Regions from separate parts of the Mus musculus genome. Here region 2 is linked to region 1. Evidence: chromatin loops called from intact Hi-C (ENCODE). Cell type or tissue: heart. All regions are shown on one strand. Links, peaks and the distances in the headings refer to the core of each region. The heading gives the core; the rest is flanking DNA. Region 1 holds the start of Prkci (protein kinase C, iota). Region 2 overlaps Skil (SKI-like).

What was found. Hi-C counts contacts between places; a loop is a spot of excess contacts. Peaks named below come from ENCODE experiments on the same cell type or tissue, not always from the same donor. Only the 100,000 strongest peaks of a DNase experiment are listed, where the experiment ranks them.
Region 2: it touches region 1 in a loop (2.2-fold over the local background); 1 of 42 quality-filtered maps calls a loop at or near these places.

Annotation. Positions count from the first base shown.
Region 1 is chr3:30,994,314-30,997,127 of GRCm38, forward strand. Prkci (protein kinase C, iota) reads left to right here and starts at 1,458. Exons shown (of 18, transcript NM_008857.3): 1 at 1,458-1,772. The coding sequence starts at 1,672. In heart, for the core only: a CTCF peak has its summit at 1,610; DNase peaks (open chromatin) are centred at 1,128 and 1,448; H3K4me3 peaks cover 2,416 bases; H3K27ac peaks cover 2,220 bases.
Region 2 is chr3:31,108,061-31,110,874 of GRCm38, forward strand. The region is part of intron 2 of Skil (SKI-like); the gene reads left to right. Among named protein-coding and RNA genes, the nearest start is that of Skil, 14 kb to the left of the region's middle. In heart, for the core only: a CTCF peak has its summit at 1,282; no DNase peak of the experiment used is centred there.

The sequences.
Region 1 (2,814 bases), core at 277-2,776:
CACTGGCTGTTCCTCCTGGGAACCTGGGTTTGATTCCCAGCACAACTATCTGAAACTCCAGTTCCAGTGTATCTGGCACCCCTTTCTGACCTCTGCAGGAACCAGGCGGTGTGTGGTGCTCATACATAAAATAATAATTAAAAAAAATGACCATCAGCAATCAATCCATATTTAACGTGATGATGCAGCCTCTAATTGTTAAAAAAAAAAAAGTTATTTAGTGGAAATTTTCATATACTCCAAATTTGTGGACGTTGGATGAAGCTAGTACCAAGCTAAGTGTCACACATAGTAGCTCTGATAAAGCAAGCAACCAAATCTAATGTATGATTATAAAGAAAGCTGCTGGGTAGTGGTGACACATGCCCTTAATAGGACCCAGGAGGCACTAGCAGGCGAATCTCTGAGTTTGAGTCTAGCCTGACAGAATGAGTTCAAGGACAGCTACAGAGAGAAAACCTCTTACCAACCAAAAACAAACAAACAATAACAAAAAGAAAGCCATATCTTTGCTTATTTCAACAATTTGCACATGTTGCTATCTGAGCTGACCTGGTGGCTAGATTCAAGCTACCTTAAGGGTAGAGTAAGTGATACAGGCAAGATCTGAGGAAGTCCGAAAGTAAGTTACACGGACAGATTTTTTTTTCTAATTCTCGACCAGACTAGTGTAAGTAAAATAAATGCTAATGAACTGACACACTAGTTAAGTATTCACTGGGCACTTTCTTCTATAGAATGGCAATATTCACGGGTTGAGGGCCTTGAAGAAGTCTCTCTCCTGTGGTATCTCCCAATTGAGTTTCTTCTTTCGTTGCATTCACTAATGCTTTTGCTACCTACATTATTAAATTCTCCCCGAAAAGGATTTGCTGAGCAGGTAATCAAATCTTGTTCCCCCAAAAGGGAACTGTTTAATTTCAATGATCAATGAAATTGACATGGAGAATTTAATTGGAAGGAGATTCTACATCTTGACGAAGCCATCTTTCCAGTGCCCTCAGATACTCAAGCGGTTTTCAGGACTTCCATGCCTACAACTCCCGGGAAGCACAAGATCGAAAACGCGGCACTCTACACTTAAGGAACAAGTCCCAGAATCCCACCGGGACTCCAAATCCCAGAATCCCGCGCAGCAAATACATTCCGGAAGCGTGGCGGGCTAGCTGGGACGAGACTAAATAGAAGAAATAGGGGAAGCAACCTTGAGCGTGGGTGCTCTGTAGGTTGTTTTGTAGAAATCCTTCCATTTAAAGGCGTGGTTTACAATTACTTATATTAATATCCAAGTATATTCCCATTTCAGAGCGTCTGTTAGTAGGCTGGTGGGTTCTGTTCCCTCTGCTAGCCTCTTCTCCCCCCCGTGAGGATGAGAGCGCCGGGGCTCCGCGACTCCTGAGCCCGCCCTGCCGCGGAATGCGGCCTTGGGAGCGAGCGTGGTGGGAGGAGCCGCGGCGGGAGGCGTGTTGTGCCGGGCGGAGGGAGGAGCGCTGGGGCTCGGGCTTGGCGGCGAAGCGACCCCTTGCTCGCTCCGCGCCGCGGGCTAGGCGTGTTGGTCGGCGAGGCGGGCGGCCACGGCTTCCCGACAGGCTCGGGAGGCCGAGACCCTCGCGGCGCCCGGCGCTGCCCCGGCCCCCTCGGCCTCCTGCGGCGAGGCGGGGGAGTGAGGAGATGCCGACCCAGAGGGACAGCAGCACCATGTCCCACACGGTCGCGTGCGGCGGCGGCGGGGACCATTCCCACCAGGTCCGGGTGAAAGCCTACTACCGCGGGTGAGTGTTGGCGGTCAGGGACCCGAGCGATCGTGGGGGCGGCGAGAGGTGCGGTTGGTGGCACCCTGGACGTATGAGTGTAGGTCGCCAGGAGTCGGCGGAGGAGAGTGGGCGCAACCGGAGGGGAGGACAAATCAGCTGACGGAGAAATTTGCAACTGTTTCGGGACTGGGTGGATTGAAGATTTCGAGGGAAGCCTCTGTTCACTCACTACTGTGGGCACGCAAGCCTGGACTGCTTCGTTAGGTGGCTCCTTTCATTGCAGACAGGCCTGAAGCCTCCGTCTTATAAATCAGGTTTACATCTATCCTTCGCCGTGGGAGAGTTCATGAAATAAGTCTGGACTATGGTCAGAGAGCCGCTATAGGTGTTAGAGTTAGTACCAAAGTCGATACTTTTTAATAGGATGTGCACTGGATCCTGGGTGGTCAGAATTAAGGTGCAAATGTGCTGACCCACATTTTGGAAGTTAGGGTGAGCTATCGAAAGGTGAGAAGCCAAGGCTTTAAATTCTAGAAACGATCTTTACCCCACTTGATTACCAAACGTTTAAACTAATGTCTCTGCCAAAAGTAATCCAGTTCTGAGCATAGCCCAAATCATTTTCTATCGTGACTTATCATAAAGTTCTTCCTCTCCTTTGACTTCAGTGTGTGGTTTGAGATAATTTAGGATCTCTGCTGAGGTGAAAGGCCAGCGTGAGCATAAAGACTGGAGAGCAGGGATTAACAGAAGACCTCTCTGCTTGTCTAGGCAGAAATAAATTGCTTTTAAAAGCTTCAAGTGCTACAAGGTTAAAAGAGCTGTGCGTGCTTTCACATTCCTGAGGGGATCAGTGAAGATAGCAGACCTTCCCGGTTCTTTCTTGTTTTCCTTTCAAGAGAACTGAAGCTGCACATGTCTTAATGTGTACATGTAAGGCCTTAGATTTGTGTGTTATCTTCCAGCCTCTGACATTGACTGATTTGGGACTAATTCGTAGAATTTGCAGTAGACAATGTTCTTTTCACTTAAAACAGAGAAAATGAGGTTAAAATAGTCT
Region 2 (2,814 bases), core at 130-2,629, 110 kb after region 1:
TCTTGGGCTATATATAAGAAAGCTACCTGAGCAACCTTACTCCATGGGTGTCTGCTTCAGTTTGCCTCAAGTTCCTGCCCTGACTCCCCGTGCTGATGGGCTGTTAGCTGGACCTGTGGGCCACAGAGCCCTTTTCCCCACGTCCGTCGCTTTGGTCATGGTATTTATTGCAACAACAGACAGCAAACTAGAACCTGTGCTCTGTGACTCTTTTAGTTGACAGATGTAAGAATAAGAAACAAAGAATAGAAACTGAGGAAGATGAATGCTTAAAAATAAATAAATGCAGCTACTTTAGATGGTGTTTCAAATGTAGAGAAATTGCTGAAATAAACGCATAACTAAGCATGGTGGCTCAAGCCTTTAGTCTTAGCACTTGGGAGGCAAAGGCAGGTAGATTTCTGAGTTCAAGGTCAGCCTGCTTTATACAACAAGACACTGCCTCAAGTTTTTTAAAAAAGGACACATTGTGCTTGTATTATGAATACAATGACCACAAAAGTCAAAGTAGACTTTTGAAATGAAATTAATGATTAAAGTCATATTCCAAGTCAAAGTTTTGAAAAATTCTTGCAAGCGATTCTGAAGATTTCAGATTCTAGTGGGAATACTAGGAAAGCCTTTTTAATGCGTGGTTCAGTGTAGTGATTATTAACTTTAAAGTTTGAAATGATTTATTGGGCACTATATCTAGACTTGTTTAAGATATAAGACCAATTAAAGAGTTTTGTTTTTTAAGTGAGTTTAACCAAAATGTTTCACTTAGTTCAAGATAATCTTAGATTTCCCTGGATTATTTTTCTCAACATGTCCTCTTATCAAATGGGGTTAAGCTACCCTTGAGCATCATCACAATTTTAAAGAAGTCAGGTTTTTGAAAAAAAAATACGCCATGTGTGTCTTTAAAATTTTTATATTTTTCTGTGTTTTGCTTGCTTGTATGTATGTCTACATACTACTTATGTGGTTGGTACCCTTGGAGATCAAAAGATGTTTGATCCCCTAGACCTGGAGTTGCAGATGGTTATGAGCCTCCATGTGGGTGCTGGGGACTGACCCTGCATCCTCCACAAGAGCCACCCTTCAGATTCCTGAAATTGTAAATATTTAAAGCGAGTTTAAATGTTTCAAATACGTTTATATCTAGATAGTATTCAGAATATAGCTTGATGATGTCATCTAGACTCAAGACTTAAGCACCAGTTACCATAGTAACTCAAAGTTCTGGGTTAGTCATACACAATTGAAATGTAGTGAATGACTTGCTCCGGTCTATGCTGACACCCTCAGATTGTCTATTGCTATAGCAGTTTATATGGTTCTACTCTGTGATTCCTCTTTCTCCCAAGTTATTAGTGGTCTATGAACACTTGCCATTTAGTATGTATTGCTAGAAGTCAGTTCTTTTTAGGCTGAGAACCTGTGAACAGCTGATTGCTTTACTTTGTAAGTGGTTGAGTTTGGCCAGATTCTGAATAATACATCAGAGTTGTGGTATTCACTTGAATCTTAACGAGTATTTTATCAGTTTGTGGAATTTTTTTTTCCAGAAAAATGACCTACTCCTGTAGAAGTCTTCCATGAATAACCCATTCTGTTTTGTTTTATTTTGTTTTGTGACAGTTTCTCTGTGTAGCCCTGGCTTTCCTGGAACTCACTCTGTAGATCAGGCTGGCCTTGAGTTCAGAGAGATCCCCCTACTTTTGCCTCCTGTGAGCTAGGATCAAATGCATGCACTATGCACTGTTACTGCTGGTGCGGTCTCACTTGCATATTCTTTCTCTCTCTCTTTCTCTCTCTTTCTCTCTCTTTCTCTCTCTTTCTCTCTCTCTCTCTCTCTCTCTCTCTCTCTCACACACACAAACACAGACATACACACAGCAATACAAATTACCATATTTTATTTTTTCTACTTTTCTAAATATTAAAAATTACATTTATTTATGGGGGGGGGAACATATATGTGCCACAACATATATGTTGAGGTCAGAGGATAACTTACAGGAGTCAGTTCTCCTTCCACTGTATGGGTTCCAGAGATTGAACTCTGGGTGTCCGGCTCACTGGCAAGTGTCTTACGTGTCTAACGGATGAGCCACCTCACCCAACATTGCTTTTCAGTTGTCTTTTTTAAAACCTTTTCCTGGCAATAAAGTCACATTTAGATTGTGAAGTTGTATAAAGCTGACTCTAGGAGTTGTTCCTTGTCTTTTTGTCTGCTTGTTGGTTGGTTGGTTGCAGGCACTGGGCTGCTTCTCCAAGGTTTCTTCACTCACACTGGGTTCTCTCACTAGCAGCATGTCTCCTCCCCTGGGCCATTCGGAGTGGATCTTACTTTTAATAAGAACTGCGTGTCATCCTTCCCTTTGTGTTCTTTCTTGACCTAAAATACTGGGACATGTAAGCCAGCTTCCCTAATTGTTAGTGTTTGGTGCCCATCCCTATATGAGGGACTTGTGCTGGAGACTGAATTCAGGGCCTGGGTTATGCCAGGCAAGTCTTTGCACTGGGCTGTACCCACAGTTGTGGGTTTCATTGAGCTTGCTGGCCTCCGCCCACCTCCTGACTGCCGGTGAGATTGGAGCCTCTCAGAGCCGAGAGCTCGGAGCCTAGCTAGGTGGCCAGGTGTCTCGTTAGGTGATTGTCCTTTAACCCACTGGGACCTATGGATAGCGCGTCTCTGCTGTCTGCCTTCATCTGGTACCTTCAGCTCCTCCACTTTTCTGTCAGGGAACCTCGCTCCCTCACGTAAGTGGAGTGACCGTGGAAGTATGTGAGGAGGACAAGTTATAAACCAGGCCAGGACAAGGAAGC